Linked DNA regions of Homo sapiens: regions 1 and 2 are each linked to region 3. The links are chromatin contacts, found by Hi-C or POLR2A ChIA-PET in ENCODE. All regions are on one chromosome and are shown on one strand. Each heading gives the region's core, a stretch centred on a gene start or an enhancer-like site at or near the end of the contact. The rest is flanking DNA. Distances are from core to core; before and after follow the strand shown. Region 1 holds the start of HCG15 (HLA complex group 15). Region 2 holds the start of DDX39B-AS1 (DDX39B antisense RNA 1). Region 3 holds the start of PPP1R11 (protein phosphatase 1 regulatory inhibitor subunit 11).

Region 1 (3,983 bases), core at 560-3,059, 1.1 Mb after region 3:
GTGCCTGGGCACTGAGTATTCAGGACGAACGCTGACACCGGCGGTCCTCACCTTCACAGCTAGGAGGAAAGGCCAACTGATTAAGCAATTGCAAGTCATCATCGTGACTGAATTGGTGCTGGGTCACACAGCTCGGGATTGGAACTTAGTGTCGATCTGGAAAGGCCTGCTTGGAGAAATTCACGAATGCACTGAGGAATGGGGTGGGGGTAGGAGGTTGGAGCGAGACAAGACTGGCCAAAAGTCTGAAAAGAAAAAGACAATTTGGGTTTGAACCCGCAACAGAACAAGCCCCACAACCCTTCTCTCTCCGTAGAATCCCTACCTCCCGGAGGGAAGACTGAGAATCCTGAAGGGGTCAGGAATGAGAAGGACAAAGGAGAAAGAAAAGAGTAGGACGGCTTCTCCCACGGATCAATCGCGTAGGTGGTGGTGGTCCCTGACAGCTGCAGCTGCCTGATCACTGCTGGATCTGTGATTCTAAAATTCTGAGCAGTAACGAGCCCAAGCGTGCACCTGAGGAAAGAGTAAGGGCACACAAAGTCAGAACAAAGTATGTATGTATTTGAGCCAGGGCCTCGCTCTGCCACGATCAGAGCTCATTGCGGCCTCGAACTTCTGGGCTCAAGAGATCCTCCCGCCTCAACCTCCGAGCAGCTGGAACTACACGTACACGTGACCGCGCCTAGTTTTTCTTTCTTTTCTTTCTCTTTCTTTTCCTTTCTCTCTCTCTCTCTCTTCCCCCCGCCCACCCCCCCCCCTTTTTGGTAGAAACGGGGGTCTCGCTTTTTTGTCCTGGCTGATCTCGAAATCCGAGGCTTCAAGCGACCCTCCCGCCTCCGCCAGAGGAAGAATGTAAACGGGACAGGAATGTGTCTCTGCTCCCCCGCCCTGGCGAGGGACTTGCTAGTATCCTCTATCCAACTGCTGGCTGAATGTGTTCTCTCTAGGAATCGAGGAGGACTGCCTTTCTCGCTGGTTCTATTTCAGTCCCGATCCCACAGCTTCAGTCCAACCGGTTTGCTTTGTTTGATAGGCTGGGCATGAGAGTGAGATTTGGAGCTATCCTCACAGATTCCTGGAAGTTGAACAGATCTCTGATGAGTCCTCTCTTTAGAACTAAACTGATTCCCCCAGGACCTACCAACTTGAGGAATTTTCTGGGAAGCACTTAGGTACCTGTACGGACTTGTCAACAACTGCCATACGTAAGAGACTCTAATTCCAGCTTTACTGTGCATGACCAGAAAGCTTGAAATTGAAATCTTGATGCCATCCCATAGTTAACCGAGATTTTCCAGGTTTATATATAGTTCAGAATTCAAAGTTCTGAAAATCTAAGAGCTTTCACAACTCTGCGCTTTTGCTTCTCCTGAGACGCTTGTCCTGGAATGCTGGTTTCCATTTTGTTCCCTAATAAAAATCTTGTTCATTCTTCAAAGCCCACTTCAAATAGGGTCTTCCCCACCCCACCTCCAAATCTCCCTCTCTCTCTCACATACACACACCCCATTGTATTTTTCCACACTTCATTTTAGCAGGTAACTCTGTGCCCAATAGAAAATTTACTCACTTGGCGGGGCGCGGTAGCTCACGCCTGTAATCTCAGCACTTTGGGAGGCCGAGGCGGGCGGATCACCAGGTCAGGAGATCGAGACCATCCTGGCTAACACGGTGAAACCCCGTCTCTACTAAAAATACAAAAAATTAGCCGGGCGTGGTGGCGGGCGCCGGTAGGCCCAGCTACCTGGAGGCTGAAACAGGAGAATGGCGTGAACCCAGGATGCAGAGCTTGCAGTGAGCCGAGATGGCGCCACTCCACTCCAGCCTGGGCGACAGAGCGAGACTCTGTCTAAAAAAAAAAAAAAAAAAAAAAAAAAGGAAAACTTACTCACAGTATCTGTCTCCTTCATTCCCCAAGTACGGTGAGAAGAATGATGATGATGATAATATTAATAACACGGATTTGGATAATTGGCTGACTGCTTTTGTGTATTATGTTATTGACTCATCGCAACTTTATATAGTAAATACTGTAATACTTTTATTCCCATTTTACAGTTGAGAAAATTGGGATTTGGGGGGTGTTAAGAGGTGAGATTTCTGTCTTGGTCATTTTTCATTTTCCATAGTGACTAGTGTAGTACAAGCCTACTGGCTCTGAATATTTGCAGATTGATTCCTTGACCCTAGCTGTTGACTTTTTTTTTTTTTTTTTTTTTTTTTAGTAGTCTTTCACATTCTCTTTCCTCCTCTTGTCTTGATGCATATTTTGGTTTTGTTATATTTTTTCGACGTTCTCTCTGAGCTGACGAGTAAACGGTAGCAAGTCTGGTGAATAAACAGAACCTACCGTGCCAAAATTAGGGAATTTTTTTTCCTATGGACAATGAATAATAGCTCAGATGAGAAGGAAAGAAACTGGTAGCATTCGAAGAAGAGTTCTTTTTCTCTAATCCAATTAGCTTTATGTGGAAAATGAAAGAAAAGAAAAGAAAAGAAAAAAAGAGGCATTAATCAAGATAAGTTAAGCCAGACAGTTCCTTTCACAGGGGTCCCAACCAGACTGTTTTCTGAAAGCAGAGGCATAAAAACTAATGAAGCAAGAGATTCTTGCTGCACATAGAGGAGACAACGTGTGATATCACGAAAAGAGGGTGCTTTTCAAGAACTGATCACCAGCAGGCCTAGAGGGTTGAATTCCTATGAAACATTAGATTAAAAGGCTTCCGTATATACAGGAATTTTACAAACCATATTACTTTTATGTCTATGTCAAAATAAGATTTCTTAGTCAAATTGATCTTATGTATGTGTCAAAGTTTATTAATTCAAGGACAGAACTGACAAGATGACAAAAGAGTGTCCCATCTCAAGGAAGTTTTGGAAACTGTGAATATATGGAGCCAGGGAAGAGAAGAGAAAGTGCAATTAATTAGAAAAAGTCCTGCTTCATTTAACTGGATCATAACAACATCACATCCTGGCTGGAAGCGGTGGCTCACGCCTGTAATCCCAGCACTTCGGGAGGCTGAGGCGGGTGGGTCTCTTGAGATCAGGAGTTCGAGACCAGCCTGGCCAACATGGTGAAACCGCGTCTCTACTAAAAATACAAAAATTAACCTGGAGTGGTGGCACGTGCCTTTAATCCCAGCTACTCGGGAGGCCGAGACAGGAGAATTGTTTGAACCCGGGAAACGGAGGTTGCAGTGAGCTGAGATCGGGCCACTGCACTCCAGCCTGGGCGACAAAGAGAGACTCCATTTCAAAAAACAAACAAAAAATCACATATTCCATTTGTTGGTGAAATAAGATCAGGAGCACCACGATCTTTGTTTGGAAACTTGTAGAGAAGTCATACGTGCCCCAAACTCTTAGCAGATATAAGAAAGAAATAATAAGCAATAGCTGCTCTTTAGACAGACCAAGAAACAAAGATTCATGCCCCGATATTGTCAGACAGGAACCAGTTAGCACAGGGTCACCAAACCTTGTCAGGAGAGAAACAAAAAGTCTGCTTTTTCTCCAGTAGCTCTCGGTAAATTTACCAAATGTGCATTCAGAGATGGTGCTGAATTCATTGTTTGCCTGTTTCTCAGTTTTGTGACAGCAGGTTTTAATTTCATGTTTATGACCTTCTCCTATCCTCTCTTAGGAAAAAAACATAATTTGTACCTTCATAGGGGAAAAAAGGTTGAAGCGCTGGAGAGATGAAGCAGTCCTGAAACTGCTTTGGCCCAGAATATTAAATTACTGTGTAGGTATTTCTAGGGCTATCCCCTAGCGCCCAGTTGGAGCAGCGTGAAACTTACAGAGAAATCCGAGGAAGATAGAGTAGGTGTCTAAACCACCGAGGCTCTAGCAGCTTCAGAAGCTTGAACACAGCGATCAAATCTCCCAGAAATGACTTCGCCATTTCTTCTCTGTCATCTTCATAACTGTCTTTTCAAAAGGTTATGCTAATCTCAACTAACTCCTAATGG
Region 2 (3,919 bases), core at 1,316-3,815, 1.5 Mb before region 3:
TCAAAACCTACACAGCTGTTTCCTCACGTCCATCACTGGCTCTCTAATTCCACTTGTTCATTCTGTGACCCTAGTTATTTTCTGAAAAATTGGTTCTTCTCTTTTCCCAGAGACCTTCTGATCTCCAAAAAGAGGAGATGACTACATTTAGCCCCTCTCTTATAATTCCAGGTAGATAACTGCATTTTGTAGCCTCTCTTTGTTTTTCTTTTGCTGATCTTTGTCTTTATTAGATTTTCCTCCTTTCCTATTTCCCCAAAGACTTATCAGATGCTCATTGCTTTCTAAGATCTAAAATGATACTGTGTTCCCTCATATGCATGCCCTTCCTTTCTATATCCTTGACACCTTACTTTCCCATTGTAACAATAAAAAAAGTATCAATAAAATAATTATTGGCAAATAAATTGGTGAGTTGAAGCAGCCTCCTTTTGCCTCATCATTTCTCATTTTCAGTCACTTTGTTTTTTTTTTTTTTGAGATGGAGTTTTGCTCTTGTTGCCCAGGCTGGAATACAATGGCGTGATCTCAGCTCATTGCAACCTCTGCCTCCCAGGTTCAAGCGATTCTCCTGCCTCAGCCTCCCAAGTTGCTGGAATTATGGGTGTGTGCCACCACGCCTGGCTATTTTTTGTATTTTTAGTAGAGATGGGGTTTCGCCATGTTGGTCAGGCTGGTCTCAAACTCCTGACCTCAAGTGATCCACCTGCCTTGGCCTCCCAAAGTGCTGAGATTAGAGGTGTGAGCCACTGTGCCTGGCCTTCAGTCACTTTCTTGTTTTTTGTTTACATATTCCCTAAACAGCCCAAATGGCTATCCTTTGAAACTTCTTGGAGAAACAAGAACAAGTAGTACTTTATTATTTCTCTAAAGTGAGAAACATGGTTCCTCATTTGGGAATCTGAGGACTATAGATCGCAACTGTAGAGAAAAGCTGGAGTGTAGGAGCAAGTGCTCTTTGCCCCTTTACCTTGCATTTTCTTCATAGCACTTACTGCTACTGGTTTTTTGAGACAAGGTCCTGCTGTGTTGCCCAGGCTGGAGTTCCAGCTCACGGCAGCCTTGACCCCCTGGACTCAAATGATCCTCCCACTTCAGCCTCCTGAGTAGCTGGGATTACGGGCGAGTGCCACTATGCCTTGCTAATTTTAAAATTTTTTGTAGAGATGGGGTCTCACTTGCCCAGGCTGGTCTGAAACTCCTGGGCTCAAGCAATCCTTCGGGCTCGGCTTCCTCAAGGGTTGGGTTACAGGCCTGAGCCACTGCACCCTGACCACTTATCGATACTTGACATTATATTTGTGTTTATGTGTTTTCTTTCCTGTAATGTAAACACTGTGAGAACAGGGCTGTTCACCGTTGTGTCCCCAGATCCTAGGACAACATGTGGCACAAGGGAGGCAGTTGATAAATACTTTTGAATAAATTAAATGATACTTGGGAAAATACCTTCTATGACACCATTCTTGAATTAGTTACTTCATTTGTCACTGAAGACAAGCTTACTTCACCAAGAATTTGAACCAATAAGGTAACCTGCAGTGTATTTACTAACCAGATTCTTTGAGCAGGGAGGCAGAATACAATAGAGAATGAGAGATGTTTGCATCCTGGCTGTAACCTCACCAGCCGTACTGCTTGAGATATGTTGCTTTGCTTCGCTTCTGTCAATAAGATGAGAATAACGGTACCTACTCCTTAGTATTAAATGATTAAGTATGTTAACAGGGAGAGGGCCAAACGTTTGTTGTTTTATTACACAGCAGGACATCAGGTCTTACTTTTGTAGCTCCCCATCTCAAAGACGGGGATAGCAAATGTTTCATTCAGGAAAAAAATCCAGGTTGAACAATGGGGCTGTTGGGGCGGGGCCAAGAACATTCTGCTCGAATTAACAGTATTAATGGGCCGGGCGCGGTGGCTCACGCCTGTAATCCCAGCACTCTGGGAGGCCGAAGTGGGTGGATCACCTGAGGTCATACATGGGTGAAGCCCCGTCTCTACTAAAAAAACAAAAATTTGCTGGGCGTGGTGGCGGGCGCCTGTAATCCTAGCTACTCGGGAGGCTGAGGCAGGAGAATCGCTTGAACCCGGGAAGCAGCGGTTGCAGTGAGCCGAGATCAGGACATTGCACTCCCGCCTGGGCGACAGGGCGAGACTCTGTCTCAAAACAAAAACAAAAACAGTATTAATGGAATGTAGTATAACCCTCAAGCCCTACTATTAACACTTGGGGCCGAATCCAGACCCCGTCTTCCCGCTCGGATTCAGAACACCTTCCTGACTCACTGGCCCTAGGGCATCAGCTACCTCGGACAGCATCCTTTTGGGAAAATACCGCCCACCAGCCCCACGACTGGGAAAGAGTCGGGAAACACCCCCGAGCAATCCAGTTCCCTGAGACTTCCCTCCTCCCTCCCCTCAGCTAGGGCCTGCCGGTTCCTAGTGCGTGCCCAGCAGTCCTCAGGTCACCTTCACTACCGGGCCAAGGACCCCGTGGGAACTCGCAGCCTTCGCCACACTCGTTCCTCGCGCATCCATGGAGGGGTGCCTACAGAGAAGACCTGCGTGGCAAAAACCTAAACGAAGAGATGAGGGGCATGGAGAGGAGTAGGATAAGAGAATAAAGATAACAGTGGGGGGGAGACGTTAGTTTCCTTTATATCTTTTGTTACTGGCGGTAGCAGTGAAGTTAGAAACGGTTTTAAAACAAATTTCAGACAGGCATTTTCCAAAGGCAAGCCTGGAGCGCACGGATCTGTATAACCGCGGAAGGCCCTGTTTCCGGTCCCTTGCGCCTGCGCTCTTGCAGCCAAGAAGGCGGGAGGCTGGAGTAGAGGGAAGCCTGCAACCGGAAGTGAAGGCAGATTTCCCTCCTTCGTCGCTGTTGCTGCCGCCATACGCGCTCTCCCTGTTTAGGTAAGCTTTGGCCTTCGCTACAATCCGTTTCCATCTGCGCTTCTCCGCACCCATCCCGTCACATGGGTTCCTGATACCCTTTTCACAGGCGATGGTCTGGTCGCTGGGGCCTAGTTGGTTCGCTATTTCCTTAGCTTGCATCCCTTTCGAGAGCAAAGAGCTCCTGGGGGAAGGAAGGGAAGCTAAGGGGGGACCCAATCCAAGATGGTGTCCTCGGCGCCATTGTGTTCGTTTTGCTCCCTTCTTCCAATGGGTTCTTCTCATATTGGAGGCCTCAGCATCAATGAGAGGCGGCGCTCGGCGTCCCTTGGTCTTGGTATTTGCGGAGGGCGGGGCTCTTCTCACCTTCCTTGTCCTTTCTTGAGCTCTTTCTCGGCCCTCGGTGGGACTGGGAGGAGGAGCTGGTTTCTGGGCCCAGTTGGATTTTTCTCACCTTGACTTGCCCAACTTAATTTGGAGTGCCTTCCAAGTGTTTACGATACGATTGGTGTCATTGTATGTTTCTCCAAAAGGAGTCTCACCTTCGTAGCGTAACAGTGATGTGAGACCACTTGGTAAAGATCCTGTTAAAGCCTGGGCGGGGATTGCCTTTCTCTGTCACCTATTAGCTTTCTTATTGTAGGGTGGAGACATGAATTTTGTTTTTTTGTGGCCGAGCCATTTGTCTTGCACCGCCCCTCCCCCCCATGCTAATTACACAAGGCTTGCTTAAACAGCGGAAGGGAGGATACTGAGAAGTGGGAGGCTGAGAGCTATGGGAGGTGGACGGCGGCCATATGATGTTTTCTTTTCGAAAGGTGAGCGCTTTGCGCAGTGATGACCCTCATCTATCACCCTTGACTGATGGCTGCTGAGTTAGGCATCCATAACGGTGGGATTATAATAGGGAAAGCGGAGTCTTCCTTTGAGGACTTTTCAGGACTCTACTTGTCATCTCCATTTTCCACTTTACTAAGTTATTAGTCGTATTTTACCTTTTATTATCTATTCTATTTCCTCA
Region 3 (3,997 bases), core at 972-3,471:
TCTTCCTCTTCCCTCTATCAGGCAGAAGAGAGGGAAGGAGGGGGCTGGAGAAGTAGCCACATGGATACATTTAGGGCCAGACAGACACAGGAATGCTGGAGGAGAGAGGGATTTAGTGCTGCATTGGCCCTGGAGGGGGCTGGGAAGGGTCAGGAGGCTGGGGAGGGGTGGTGGGGGTCGGTCCTAGGGTTGCACGACGCCGTCCTTTGCGGTGGCCACGTACACAGTGTGTATGACCACAGCCCTCTTCTTCCTCCTCATCACTTTCCGTGGAGCTCTCGCCAAAGGCCCGAGGTTTCTCATAAATACAGCAGCCTAGATTTAGAGGGAGGAGCCCAGTTAAAGAGGAGGAAGGGTAAGATATATAGTCAGTTCCATTCCCACTCAAACTCAGTGAAAATTCCTATTTTCTCCTACCTTCCAGGATCCAGCTTCCCCAGGCCCACCCTCTGGGACTCAGGCCCCACCCCTCTTGTCCTCTTAGAGAGCCACGAATTCAAAGCCCCACTTCTCCCACCTCTGACACTTCTTGCTGTCAGACCTAGGCAATTCCAGTTCTAGCCCTTCCCTACCTCTTTCCCTGATACCACAGCACCACCAAAAAAGTGACAGAACTATGAACATCTGGGGGCTTCTGGAAAGCCAGTGGATATGAGTAGATACAAGATATGCTGAAGGGAGCCAGAACTCCAGGGCTACTGCGGGCCAACAATTACTCACATTTGGATGAGCGGCGGCCCATGTGTTCATTGTCCACAGTGTCACTTGTCCATTCTACCTTTTTCTCTGGCTTCCGTTTCCGAAGTTTGATGGTAAGGCTCCGGTTCTCCTAGAAGGTTAAGGATGAGCATACCTATCTAGTCCCCTCTTACTAACCTTTCCCACTCCCTCCCAGGGAACCTCCTCTCTTTTCTTCTTTAGCTCAATCAGTACCATAGGCATAGCACCAGAGGAGCTGACAGAAGATAAAACAGAACAGGTCTTTTACCTCAGATAGTCCCTTGAGGAATAAGTATTATTTCCTGTTCTTATACCACCAGTATAAGAGAAGACACAATTCCTAACCTAGGAAAGGTCCCAGCAACTCTTCAAAGGAAAATATAATCCTTGCTGTTTCTCCGTCTTCCTCCCCAAATCATCCTTGGTAGTATTAATACATGAAAATTATTTTTCAGTCCCCAGCACCTAATCTTTGATCTCCCTTCCTTTTTCCAGATCCCCTATTCTTTTTCTCTTAAAAAAACAAACAAAACCTCTCTCATTCTCAAGCTCCAGCCCTCCCTACCTCTTATCCACCTATTCTCTGGCATCCTGGCATCTCTAGTAGCAAGTATTACTAATCTATTAATTACTAAACTTCCTTTAATCCAAGAGTATTAAGCCCAATGCAACCTTCTCCCTTTGAAGGCAACTTAACATGTTTTTGGATAAATACTTCTTGTTTCTCCATTTACATCTTTGCTCTCTGATTTCTCAAAATACCTCTTTTCATCTCCTTTTCTTGTTTCCTCATTCCTGCCACTTCCTTTTACATTCATCCATTCAATAAATATTTATTCGAATATCAATATTGATAATATTGATAAGTTGGCCTCCAACCATGCTTTCTTACACTACCTTTGATTTCCTCCCAACATCTTCCTGGCTCCTTAATCCTCAATTTCCCTTTCGTTTATTACTTACACACATAACCACCCCAAGCAGCAACACCTATATCCTAACTGTACCTCCCTATTACAAGTTCCTTGACCTGCCTCCTGCACCATCTCTGCCACTCCAAATAGCTCCAATACCTTCCGATTCTCCCAGCCCTAGATATTCAACCCCACACCTCCCATATCCCTAGGCCTAGCTCCTCCAACAACTCTTCTAATCCCTGTCCCCTCCCTCCCAGTATCTCCCAGACCCCTAAACAGCACCGCCCCCCCGCCTTTCTCACGGGCTCGGTTGTCACGGTAACCGTTGTCTCAGTGACGGTCTCGCTCAGCCCAGCCCCTGCCTCGGCCATGGCTAAGGCTCAGGACAGGGAGGAGAGGAGGAAGGGGGATGAGACACCCTTCCCTTTTTCTGTCGCTGAGGTCTAAGAGAAGCGGTATCGGATTCAGAGTGGTAGCCAGGATCCTCCACCTTCTTTATTCCCCCTCCTCCTGGGCCTCCGCTTCTCCACCCCTGGGGATAACCTGGCTAACCCCACTTCCGGCTCGCCGCTTCCGGGTGTGACGCATACTGCAGTCCCCCTTTTTCCCTTCCACGGCACCAAATGCGTCAAAGCGCAGGCGTCGCTGGATTAGTTCCGCCGTAACGTGACAGCGCGCAGGCGCTGAAAGAAAGAGAAACAAATTTGGCGGAAGGGGTGTCACTGCGGGTGTGGGTGGAGGAGGGAGAGTCTGGGGCAGCACGCGTACTCACAGCCTAGAGGAAGCAGGAGGGGCGCCCAGATGGGTATTGCCGGGCCAGACGCTGCAGAGTGGGTGTGGCGAGGGCGGAGTTGTGTGCACCAAGCTGAGTCCTGCTGCAGATTTCCGTTTGCCTTGTCTGGGTAGGTGGACCGGCGAGGAAGCTTAAGGAGCAATAGTAATGACCCTACCGTGGCCTATTTCCCTTTCCTTGTTTGGTCTGGGTTTCTCTAAAGAAAACGGGAAGTGGGAGCAGTTGGAAACACACTTAAGAGTCAAGCGATGTGGTTCTACCCCTCGCCCTGTGCCTGTAGGTGTTTGAGCAGTTCAGTTTAGTGCACGTTCAACGTCAGTTTTTTTCAGTCACTGTGCTACGCCTTGAAGATGGAGGCGCGTAAGACGCTCAGACCCTGCCTTTTAGCTCTAGTAGGAAAGACAGGCATGCTGAAAACTAACAAAAATATGAAACACTGGGGCATTAACAAATGCCATGTCTGATTTGTAAATCTGAATGTAGTTACATACTGCCAACATATTCGTTCTCTCTGGGGTGATGAGTAGGATGAAGCAGAGAAATGGTCGTAAATTACAGTATAGGCTATTTTATAAAAATATATGCACGTTTCTTAGAGAGCAAAAGAAAGTGGTAAAACAAGAACCAGGAAGGCCGACAAGTAGGTTTTTTTAGAAGAGCAGCTTAAAAAGTTGTAGATGTGTGCACTACAGGAAATGGAGTTTTGTACCGCTTGGATCTGAGGGAGTGCCAGATGAAGCTTGACAGGTAGGCAGTGGTTATATGGAAGAACCTGTATGCTTTGCTAAGAAATTAAGCTTAATCCAATCACTGTTATGGGCCAGAGAAAGGCTTAAAGTAGGGTAGAAACATGAACAGGTTTGTTTCAGATTTCAGGAGTGGGTCAGGAAAGTCAACTGCCAGAACAGTTCAAACGTACAGTGGGGAAGACTGCCCTGCCCATTCTCCAGGTTGCTGTGGGGGTCAAACAAGATAGCTATGTTTGAGAGCTCTGAATATATATAAAGGGCCACACAATTATATGATAATTATTACAGTAACCCCTTGATCACTATTTGAGCCAAGGAATGCGGGACCTGAGTATGCATTTGTTCCCCTTGAAAGTTTTTAGTTCAAACAGAAAAAAGCAAGATATAGTTCAGCATGTCTAGTCCATTAAAAAAACCAAACACATATATAGCAACACACATATACAGAGCCACATACATATACACAAGCACAGATATACAGTATAATTTGGTTATCTCTGTGGAGTAGGATTCCTTGTGACTTTACTTTTTTCTTTCTTTCTATGTAAGAATCTATTATAATAGATATACAATTCATCCTTGAACAACATGGGGGTAAGGGGTGCTGACCCTCTGAACAGCCAAAAATCCATATATAACTTTTGACTCCCCCAAAACTTTACTGTTGACCAGATGCCTTACCAATAACATAAACCGTTGATTAACACATATTTTGTATATGTATTATATACTTATAATACATATAATCTTACAATCAAGTAAGCTAGAGAAAACATTATTAAGAAAATCATAAGGAAAAGAAAATATATTTACTATTC

The links. Hi-C counts contacts between places; a loop is a spot of excess contacts on that map. ChIA-PET counts read pairs that join two places held with the same protein, here RNA polymerase II (POLR2A). Pooled maps may share reads with other maps.
Region 1: a loop to region 3 is called in a map of sigmoid colon, with 5 times the contacts of the local background. The contact joins the promoter of HCG15 here to the promoter of PPP1R11 in region 3. A Hi-C loop is called at or near these places in 1 of 168 maps with a recorded cell type or tissue (sigmoid colon) and 7 of 50 pooled maps. POLR2A ChIA-PET finds 5 or more read pairs at or near these places in 2 of 52 experiments (WTC11 and naive thymus-derived CD4-positive, alpha-beta T cell).
Region 2: a loop to region 3 is called in a map of CD8-positive, alpha-beta T cell, with 7 times the contacts of the local background. The contact joins the promoter of DDX39B-AS1 here to the promoter of PPP1R11 in region 3. A Hi-C loop is called at or near these places in 2 of 168 maps with a recorded cell type or tissue (CD8-positive, alpha-beta T cell and gastrocnemius medialis), 1 of 37 single-sample maps with no recorded cell type and 11 of 50 pooled maps.

Annotation. Positions count from the first base shown.
Region 1 is chr6:28,982,575-28,986,557 of GRCh38, reverse strand. HCG15 (HLA complex group 15) reads right to left here and starts at 1,809. Exons shown (of 3, transcript NR_135289.2): 1 at 1,574-1,809.
Region 2 is chr6:31,540,950-31,544,868 of GRCh38, reverse strand. DDX39B-AS1 (DDX39B antisense RNA 1) reads right to left here and starts at 2,565. Exons shown (of 2, transcript NR_133675.1): 1 at 2,473-2,565; 2 at 1,731-2,160. DDX39B (DExD-box helicase 39B) reads left to right here and starts at 2,866. Exons shown (of 11, transcript NM_004640.7): 1 at 2,866-2,919. It overlaps ATP6V1G2-DDX39B (ATP6V1G2-DDX39B readthrough (NMD candidate)), which reads left to right. Exons shown (of 13, transcript NR_037853.1): 3 at 2,721-2,919. SNORD84 (small nucleolar RNA, C/D box 84) reads left to right here and starts at 3,691; the gene lies at 3,691-3,768. It also overlaps ATP6V1G2. RefSeq lists a silencer at 2,209-3,124 and enhancers at 2,438-3,359, 2,237-3,436.
Region 3 is chr6:30,065,422-30,069,418 of GRCh38, reverse strand. PPP1R11 (protein phosphatase 1 regulatory inhibitor subunit 11) reads right to left here and starts at 2,221. Exons shown (of 3, transcript NM_021959.3): 1 at 1,940-2,221; 2 at 721-829; 3 at 1-315. The coding sequence starts at 2,008. The coding sequence ends at 113.